Linked DNA regions of Homo sapiens: region 2 is linked to region 1. A link is a contact called in ENCODE Hi-C or POLR2A ChIA-PET data. All regions are on one chromosome and are shown on one strand. Each heading gives the region's core, a stretch centred on a gene start or an enhancer-like site at or near the end of the contact. The rest is flanking DNA. Distances are from core to core; before and after follow the strand shown. Region 1 holds the start of JMJD8 (jumonji domain containing 8). Region 2 holds the start of SNHG19 (small nucleolar RNA host gene 19).

Region 1 (2,652 bases), core at 153-2,652:
CCTCTCCTGCCAGCCACTGACCTCACCAGCCCGGATGGTACACTCCAGGGGCCGTGCAGACGGTGGCAGGGCTGGGTATGTGTCCCGGAGCCAGGCCAGCGTGGTCTTGTTGGGGTGGAACTCTGGCGTCTTCTCAGGTGGGTAAAGGAACCAGCGCTGGGGGCATGAGCAGCAGTGTCACCCTTGCCCGTTTTGGTCAGCGAGTCCCAAGCCTCAACCCCCACCCCGTGCTGACCTTACGACCGTAGATCACTTCTGAGTACCCGGGTCCATGCCAGTGGAAGGGCACCCCCGAGCCAGCTCCTGTGGGGTTATGAGCACCTGGTGACCAACCCATTTTGTACTCACCGACAGAAGCCTCAGTCCTTCCCAGTCCCAAGAAGCACCCACCTGCGATTCCAAAGCTGTAAGCTGGAGCGGTTCCCAGCAGGCCAAATGGGGGTGGGGAGTAGTGCCGAAAGAGAGAGGCCCACTCGGTGAAGTTGTTGTCCCCGAAGAAGTACAGGGTGTCTGCCAACAGAGACGGCGGGGACAGGGATCCTGGCACCTGGAGACTCCAAGCGTCCCCACCCCCTACCGCCGCCTAGGGCTGCCTCACCATTGCCCAGGGAGGTGGGGTCCTGGGGGTGCAGCAGCTGCTCCACATACTCCTGGAAGGGCAAGTCCACTGCAGGAAAGAGACGGGTCAGGACCGTCTGGTCCAGCCGCCCCGGTGTTGGCAAATGGGCGGGCCCCAGGGGTGAGGCCGCGTACCTTTGTGGTAGGAGTAGGTGTTGGCGGTGCTCAGCCGGACCACTCTGTCCCCAAACGAAGCCAGCAACCTGTCGCGGGAGCACAGGGCCCGGAACCTCTGCGGGGGCGGGGAGGGGACTTAGTGGCCGGGCCCAGCACGGGCGAGAGTGGCCGGGGACGGACGGGCACGCGCTCACCGAGTTGTCCGTGAGTCCCTGCAGGATGACGGGCCTGACGAAGGCGTACCTGGAAAGAAGGGCAGAGTCGCGGCCAGGCCGGACCGCCAGCCTCGCCGCCCCAGCCCCACGCGTGCGCGCGAGGTCAGGGGAAGGCGGCCTTGGGCGGTCGGGGCAGACGGGCCGGTGAACAGGACGCGACCTCCGCGATCAGGGGCGCACGTACTGCTGCACGAACTCCGCGTAGGTGAGGTCGGCCCGACGCTCCACCGTGCAGCGCTCCTCCTCCGCCACGGCCCCCGGCCCGCCCGGGCGCCTGCGGGCACAGCTGGGTCAGCCCGCGCCCCGCCCGCCGCACGTGACCCCACCGCCCGGCCCCTCCCGGGCCGCTCACCACCCGCCGTCGCCCTCCGCCCCGGAGCCGGGTAGAGCCACAGCCGCCAGCGCCCAGAGCGCGAGCAACCGCGACGCCGGCGCCATGAGCCTGCCGCCCTCAGGCAGCCGCGCTGCACGCCGGGAACCTTGGGCCCATCCGCCAGCCATTGGCCGGCAGCTTCGTCGTCGTGGCAACGGCCGGGAACCGGGACGGACCCCGGAAGTGACCTCCTTTGGCCCGCCCCGGAAGAGGCCTCTACGGGAGGCACTGGGAAGGCCGCCCCGAGAGCGACTATGGGCGCCGCCGGTTACCATGGCGACAACCCCGCCGAAAGCCCCCGCCCGCCAGCTGCCCCGCGGGCCTACGGCGAGCCCGCCGCGCTATGGGGTGACACGCAGTGCCGACAGCGGCTCTACTTCCTTTATTGAGGTCTCAAGTTCCAGCCTCCGCCCGTCTCGGGCACAAGACCAGGCGGGGTTCTGCACGCGGCCGCCCGGGCAAGCCCAGCAGATGCCCCGTCAGGAGTACTCGCAGAGGTGGCCGCAGCCTGCGGGACAGTGGGAGCTGCCTTCCAGCCACTTCATGATGTGCTGCAGGTGGCCGCCGTGGCTGCAGCCCTGGCACCACACGAAGAGACCCTTGACTACGTGGTGGCAGACGGCACACATGCTGGCGCAGCGGTGGCACCTGGGGGCGGGCGGGAGGGAGGGTGCCTCAGCGGGGGCTGCTGCGCTGCCTGCAGGCCCCTGCCCCACCTCCCGACCCCACTGCCCCACCTGTCGCAGACCCAGCCCCGGCTGCTCATGGGCCGCTTGCAGTGGCTGCAGTTGACGTGCAGGGTGGTGGAGGCCTGGTTGAGGCAGCTGACGGCGCGGCTGGTGCTCAGCTTGACCACCTCGTTGGACACGTTCCAGAGGCGGAAGCGCTGCAGCAGGTCGATGTAGGAAGTGTACCAGTGCTCCTGGGGGAGGGAGCGCCCGGCAGTCAGGATCTGGGTGCCAGGGGCGGCGCTGCAGGGGGGAGGCCCCGCCCACCACACACCTGGGTCTGCTCGTCGATGTCCTTGCGCACCCGTTCACCCAGGACGATGAGCACAGACACAGCCATCTGCACGTCGCCCTGCTCAGCGTAGAAGTGCAGCATGTCGCGCACCAGCACGCCGAAGAAGTCGGGCGGCAGGCGGCTGTCGTAGAGCGCGTGTGAGACAGACAGGAGCGAGAAGGAGGAGTCCACGGGGGCCAGGGAGGCCACATCCGCCTCGCTGCCGCTCACGTGCGGGGAGTCGGCCTTGTCCTGCAGGTGCTCGGGCCCGGGAGGCGTGTCCACGATCTCGTGGCGCAGCGGAAAGGCCTCCTGCGGCAGCACGCA
Region 2 (6,112 bases), core at 2,598-5,097, 1.5 Mb after region 1:
GTGGGACCAGAGGCTGGGCTGGGCCCATGCCAGAGCTGCCTGGTTCTGTCTGTTTCAGAACAAAGTTCTGGACGTGGATGGTGTGAAGGTGAAGCTGCAGGTAAGGTGACTGGCAGAGGACAAGTTGGGGGACAGGGGACACCAGGGAAGGGCTGGACAGCCTGACCAGTGCCTGTCGCTGCAGATGTGGGACACAGCTGGTCAGGAGCGGTTCCGCAGTGTTACCCATGCCTACTACCGGGATGCTCATGGTGAGCCCCTGGGTACCTGGGCTGGTTGGGGCGGGGGTCTGAGCACCTGAGGGTGCAGGTGATGGTGGATGTCCTCACTGCCCTCTGTCCCCAGCTCTGCTGCTGCTCTACGATGTCACCAACAAGGCCTCCTTTGACAACATCCAGGTCAGTGGCTTTCCTGGTGGGGTGAAAGGGCCCTGATAGGGCCTGACCCATCCCAACCTCCTTCTGGTAGATGGCATCAGGGTTCCAAAGGACCCCGCTGAGAGAGGGGAGGGGGAAATGACAGCCTTCTGGGCTGGAGGTGGCCCAAGTGGACCTGAGTGCCATTCCAGCTCCCTCAGCAGGAGGCTTTGTGTAAGGGACCTGTAAGGTGGGCTTCTGTATGTGGTACACGGGGGGTTATCACTTCTAAAGACAGGTATCCTGGCCAGGCATGGCGGCTCACCTGAGGTCAGGAGTTCGAGACCAGCCTGGCCAACATGAGGAAACCCCATCTCTACTAAAAATACAAAAATTAGCCGGGCGTTTTGGCACACACCTGTAATCCCAGCTACTCAGGAGACTGAGGTTGCAGTGAGCCAAGACTGTGCTACGGCACTCCAGCCTGGACAACAGAGCAAAACTGTCTCAAAAAAATAAAATGGGCTGGGCATGGTGGCTCACACCTGTAATCCCACCACCTTGGGAGGCTGAGGTGGGCGGATCACGAGGTCAGGAGTTGGAGACCAGCCTGATCAACATGGTGAAACCCCGTCTCTACTAAAGATACAAAAAATTAGCTGGGCGTGGTGGTGCGTAACTGTAATCCCAGTCACTTGGGAGGCTGAACCCTCCCAAGGTTCTCTGAACCCCAGGAGAATAGCTTGAACCCAGGAGATGGAGACTGCAGTGAGTCGAGATGGAGCCATTGCACTCCAGCCTGGGAAACAGGGCGAGACTCTTGTCTCAAAAAAAAAAAAAAAAAAAAAAAGATAAAGACAGGTGCCCTCTACAGTGTGACCTGGAGGGCCAAAGTTCTGGGGCATGGGGCAAGCCATGCAGGGAGCCCCAGCCTGGTCTGCTGCCTCCCACAGGCCTGGCTGACCGAGATCCACGAGTACGCCCAGCACGACGTGGCGCTCATGCTGCTGGGGAACAAGGTGGGAGGCCCGGCTGTCCTCACCTGGGCCACAGGGCAGGGCAGGTGAGGGGGCAGGGGCCAACCATGGGCCAGCTTTCACCAAGACCCTGTGCCTGGGCCAGGTGGACTCTGCCCATGAGCGTGTGGTGAAGAGGGAGGACGGGGAGAAGCTGGCCAAGGTGAGTCAGGGCAGGGGGGTGGTGAGGGGGTGCCCCTGGAGGCTGCGAGCCTAGGCTGTCCCCGCCAGGCCACCACCTGGCTGGCAGCAGCTGTTTACAGGAGTATGGACTGCCCTTCATGGAGACCAGCGCCAAGACGGGCCTCAACGTGGACTTGGCCTTCACAGCCATAGCAAAGTAAGTCCTGCCAGTCACCAGGACTCCCCCAGCCCAGGGCCTGAATCCTCATTAGAGTCCAGGCCATCGTGTCCCCTTGTCACCCCCACTCCGCAGGGAGTTGAAGCAGCGCTCCATGAAGGCTCCCAGCGAGCCGCGCTTCCGGCTGCATGATTACGTTAAGAGGGAGGGTCGAGGGGCCTCCTGCTGCCGCCCTTGAACCTGGCTGAGCTCAGTCCTCTGGAGGAAGCCGTCCAGTCCCTAGAAGGCTGGACAGAGGGTCTCCAGGCCCTTCTGACTTTGTTGCCCAGTGGCCAACGCCCGAGTGTCTGTTTTCAGGAGCCCCAGGTCAAGCCTTGTCCCTTCCTCCTCCCAGCAACAGTCCCAACAAGCAGGCTTCTGAGAGCCCGTGGCCGCACACTGGCCGCCACGGAAAAGCAGTCTTCTGCACGGGACGGGGAGCGGCAAGTGGACAGACTTTGCCACGGTGCTCTGCTGCCCCCTCCTGGGCACGTCCAGGTGAGGGAGGGCTGGGGCTGGCACCACGCACAGTGCCTAACCCTAGAAAAGCCATGTCTTCAGCCGCACATGCTCAGGCAGCTAAGGGAGGACGCCTGCCCACGCCTGGGACAGAAGGCTTCACTGCTAATCACATCGTGCATCTGTGTGTCCTGGGAGCTGCCTGCTCCCGGCCCACCCTCTAGGAGGCTCTGGCTCAAACAGCAATAGGGTCTTCCTCACTGACCTTGGAGGATGCCTGTGGCCTTGTGATAAAATGTGGGAAATCACAGAAAACACCAGAAACAACAACTGCCAGCCCGGCCTGGCCACAGGTGAGGTCTGTGATTTCCGAGCACGCTCCACCTTGCACTCAACTTGGCCTTTTGATTGCACAAGCCTTTGTTTTCAGTCCTAGTGAATAAAGTTGTGTTTTCTGGAGCGTCTGTCTCATCTGTTGAAAAAAATCCACTTCTAGAGCAGGATGCTGGAGTTTGAGAGACTCAGCAAGGCCCAGAACCCTCAGCAGGTGTGTGGCTACCATTCCTCCATGGCCCATGGCTGCCTCCCTAAGGAGGCACATGGGAACCCTAGGTGGTGTCAACTTCCCTCCACAAATCTCAAAAGCCTTTTTGGACTCACCCTGGGGCAAAAGGCATGAAAAACAGTATTTGACTGGGCGTGGTGGCTCACACCTGTGATCCCAGCACTTTGGGAGGCTGAGGTGGGCAGATCACCTGAGGTCAGGAGTTTGAGACCAGCCTAACACGGAGAAACCCCGTCTCTACTAAAAATACAAAATTAGCCGGGCGTGGTGGTGGGCGCCTGTAATTCCAGCCATTTGGGAGGCTCAGGCAGGAAAATCGCTTGAGGTGGAGGTTGTGCCATCGCACTCCCGCCTGGGAAACGAGCAAAACTCCGTCTCAAAAAAAAAAAAAAAAAATCACGGGCAGAAATGGAGAAGGCAATCCCAAGAGATGAAAAGTCACTGGTAACGAGCTTCCGTTTTCATGTCTGTACCCTTTTCCAAGATTGCCTGTGGATCAGCCAGACCTCTGGGGTGCCAGAATAGGAAAATAAAGACACTTGAGAGAAAACCGAATCAACTCACTACCTTTCTTTATTGCTAAGCACTTCAATAGACACAGCGCCCACCTTACCGCTAGGCCCTCCGGATTGAGGTTTACTTAGGTTCAAAACTTGCAGCCGGCTCGCGACGAAACCTGAAAGTCAGCGCCAAAATACAGACATTAAGTCCCCACTCCTTCGTTTCGGGCAACACCTGTTTCCACTCTCAGCTCCCCGTCAGGAGTGCGCACCCTCAAGCCTCAGTCTTGCTAAATAATCAGACTGCACGTGCAGTTTTCATACGAGGTGTCAGAAGTCAAAGCAATTCATCACAGACTGGGAGAATAAGGGAACCCAAGCCCGGCCCAGTCTTACCTGCAGGTAGCTGAGGGCCTGAGATTCGGGAAGAAACCTTTAAACGCTAAGGGACAAAGTGGTGCGTAGGCCAGGCCTGGACGCCCAGGGACCTGGCCGGCCTGCAGCGTTCGGACGGCCCTCAAAGCCACGCTCGTGGCTCAGTTCGTCCCAAGATCGTAGCACATGGCGAACGTATTAACAAACCTCTTCCCCCTCGGACTCGACCCCGAAAAGACAGGGGCGGGCGAGGCTCAAGCTTTTATAGAAACTGTCCCACCTCTGTCATTGGGCTATCCTGGCGGAAGTGCCCGCCTTCCCCCGCCGCTGGTACGCTCCGCTCCCTGCCGCGTTGTTTCCACCAATCGTACCGTGGCATTTCTTTTGGAGACGGTCTCTCAGACCCAGACCCGAAGCTCCTCCCTTATGCAGAGTCCGTGAAGCCTAACGGTGAGTGACGGATGAACAAAGCCAATCAGACTTCGATCTGCAACATAGAGTGATTCTGAAGCTGCCATTCCCGCCCCGCGACGACGAGGCCGCCGGAAGTCGTAGTTTCGGAAGTGCGGCGCGTGAGGCAGCCGTCCGGGCCCGGAGAGGCGGGGAACTACACGTCCCGGCGGGCGCAGCGGCCTGGCGCTTCCGGCTCGCGCGTCTAGTCCCTTTCCCGGCCGGCGGCCGAGGGGGCATCATGAAGCGGGCTGGCGGCGCTGCCGCTCCCGGGCGGCCGCGGGCGGGTGAGTGTCCCCGCGGCGCGCCCGACCCGGGGCTCGCGCCTCGGGACCGCGCGGTGGGGCGGGATCGGGCGCGTGGAGATCGAGGCGAGGCGAGGCGAGGCGAGGGGTCGGGCCGGGGCGGGGAGGGGGGGGCGGGGCTGAGACGGTCGGGGTCGGGGTCAGGGTCGGGGTCCGCGTCGCTGTCCGTCCGCCAGTCAGTAGTCCGTCCCTCGCTCCGTCCTGTTCTCGCGCAGTTCTTTACTCATTCCTTCTTCCTGCATTCCCCGAGACTCCCGGGTGCCAGGCACTGTTCTGGGCGCCGGGAGACCGCGGAGAACACGGTCCCAGTTCTCCTGTGCTCGGCGTCTGCTGCAGGGTTCCCCAACCTCCGCACCATCGACCACGCGGCCCGGGTCGCTTTTTGCTGCGAGGAGCTGCCCTGTACATTGTAGGATGTGGAACAGCTTGCCTGGCTCCTGGCCGCTAGATACCAGTAAACACCACCCCTTCCTCAATTGCGATAACAAATGTCTCCATGCATTGGCAAATGCCTCCTGCGGAACAACTCCCCCCATCCCCCATCTAGACAGACAGGGTGGTGGGATTGACAATAGGTAGTTAAAATCATGGGGAGCAGCGGTATGTGCTGTGAAAGAAAGAAAGAGGGTGCTGAAAAAGTGAGTACTGGCCGGGGGTAGGGGCGGCGCTACCGTTAGCCAAAGGCCTGTTGGAGAAGCAGCCAGTCCCAGGACATGCAGGAGGAGCATTCCAAGTAGAAAGAGCCAGATGTACATAGGCCTGGGGTGAGAAGGGGCCTGACGCACCCCAGCAAGCACTGGCAAGTGGAGAGGTGAAGTCGATGAGGCCGGACCAGGCTCACAGGGTGCATGGTGGGGTGGGGCGGGGGGGTTATTATGCTGGCAAATGACTTGGGGTTGAGGAAGCGCTGGAGAGGCGGTCCGATCTAGGTCCAGTAAAGAGCTTTCTAACTGTGTGTGGACCACAGACTTCAGAGTTCACTGGGGAAGCAGGAGAGAGGGAGGCTAGGCCATCGTCTCCTAGTCCCCACTGGGGTCCTGCTGTCAAGATACGGTTGTCTTGAGCCAGGCCAGAGTGGTCAGCTGGGGTTGAGTCTGGAGTCCAGGGGCAGGGGCCTGCTGGAGCCCACCCTGCTCTTGGGGGTGAGGGGCTGCTGGCTTGCTCAGGAATTTCATGCCGCCCAGCCTGTCTGCCCACCTTTCTCACTACCCCTCAGACCCCTTCCTGGGCACACACAGGCCCCCTAGCCCTCGCCAAGTGAGGAGCCTCCCTCTTCCTCATTCCTTCTCTTTGGGCCTCTCCCTTCCTAGACCCCTTCCCTGTGCCTCTCTGTTGCGAATATCCTGACTTCACTGTTCTGGGCATTCATAGTTCTCTGTGGAAGCCTCGGGCCCCGTGTCCTGAGGGGGAGCAGTGGTATGGGCAGCCTGGCCTAAGGAGGGGAGGGGCTGGGAGTCAGCACCCCAACCTGACGCCCCAACCTGAGGGTCTCTGGTGAAGTGACTTCCACCGTGGCCCACTGGGGCCAAGTGTTACGATATTTCTGGAAGTGAATGGAAAAGTTCAGGGTCTTTGGCACCCACCGAAAAGTGCCTTTGGCAGATTGAGTGGCGATTGGTGGGGCTCCTGCCCCTCTGTCTGCCTGTGTCCCCCACAAGGCTCCTAGCTCCTCCCGGGTCAGATTCGTGTTCAGCCGTCACACATCCCCACCCTCCCGCATGGGGCCTGGCACCCCGTGGTTGGTGT

What was found. Hi-C counts contacts between places; a loop is a spot of excess contacts on that map. ChIA-PET counts read pairs that join two places held with the same protein, here RNA polymerase II (POLR2A). Pooled maps may share reads with other maps.
Region 2: a loop to region 1 is called in a map with no recorded cell type, with 13 times the contacts of the local background. The contact joins the promoter of SNHG19 here to the promoter of JMJD8 in region 1. A Hi-C loop is called at or near these places in 1 of 37 single-sample maps with no recorded cell type and 7 of 50 pooled maps. POLR2A ChIA-PET finds 5 or more read pairs at or near these places in 1 of 52 experiments (activated naive CD4-positive, alpha-beta T cell).

What each region holds. Positions count from the first base shown.
Region 1 is chr16:682,932-685,583 of GRCh38, forward strand. It overlaps JMJD8 (jumonji domain containing 8), which reads right to left and starts at 1,403. Exons shown (of 9, transcript NM_001005920.4): 1 at 1,303-1,403; 2 at 1,135-1,224; 3 at 930-978; 4 at 754-850; 5 at 599-667; 6 at 391-510; 7 at 236-303; 8 at 22-156. The coding sequence starts at 1,388. It overlaps WDR24 (WD repeat domain 24), which reads right to left. Exons shown (of 9, transcript NM_032259.4): 7 at 2,326-2,652; 8 at 2,061-2,245; 9 at 1,691-1,971. The coding sequence ends at 1,803. RefSeq lists a silencer at 1,073-1,382 and an enhancer at 1,783-1,832.
Region 2 is chr16:2,151,511-2,157,622 of GRCh38, forward strand. SNHG19 (small nucleolar RNA host gene 19) reads right to left here and starts at 3,848. Exons shown (of 2, transcript NR_132114.1): 1 at 3,633-3,848; 2 at 3,272-3,412. RAB26 (RAB26, member RAS oncogene family) reads left to right here. Exons shown (of 9, transcript NM_014353.5): 3 at 59-100; 4 at 185-251; 5 at 346-398; 6 at 1,310-1,375; 7 at 1,479-1,535; 8 at 1,636-1,712; 9 at 1,809-2,655. The coding sequence ends at 1,911. TRAF7 (TNF receptor associated factor 7) reads left to right here and starts at 4,272. Exons shown (of 21, transcript NM_032271.3): 1 at 4,272-4,348. SNORD60 (small nucleolar RNA, C/D box 60) reads right to left here and starts at 3,595; the gene lies at 3,513-3,595. RefSeq lists enhancers at 3,637-3,836, 4,707-4,806, 4,817-4,956, 4,880-5,461, 5,462-6,045 and 1 more and a silencer at 4,317-4,406.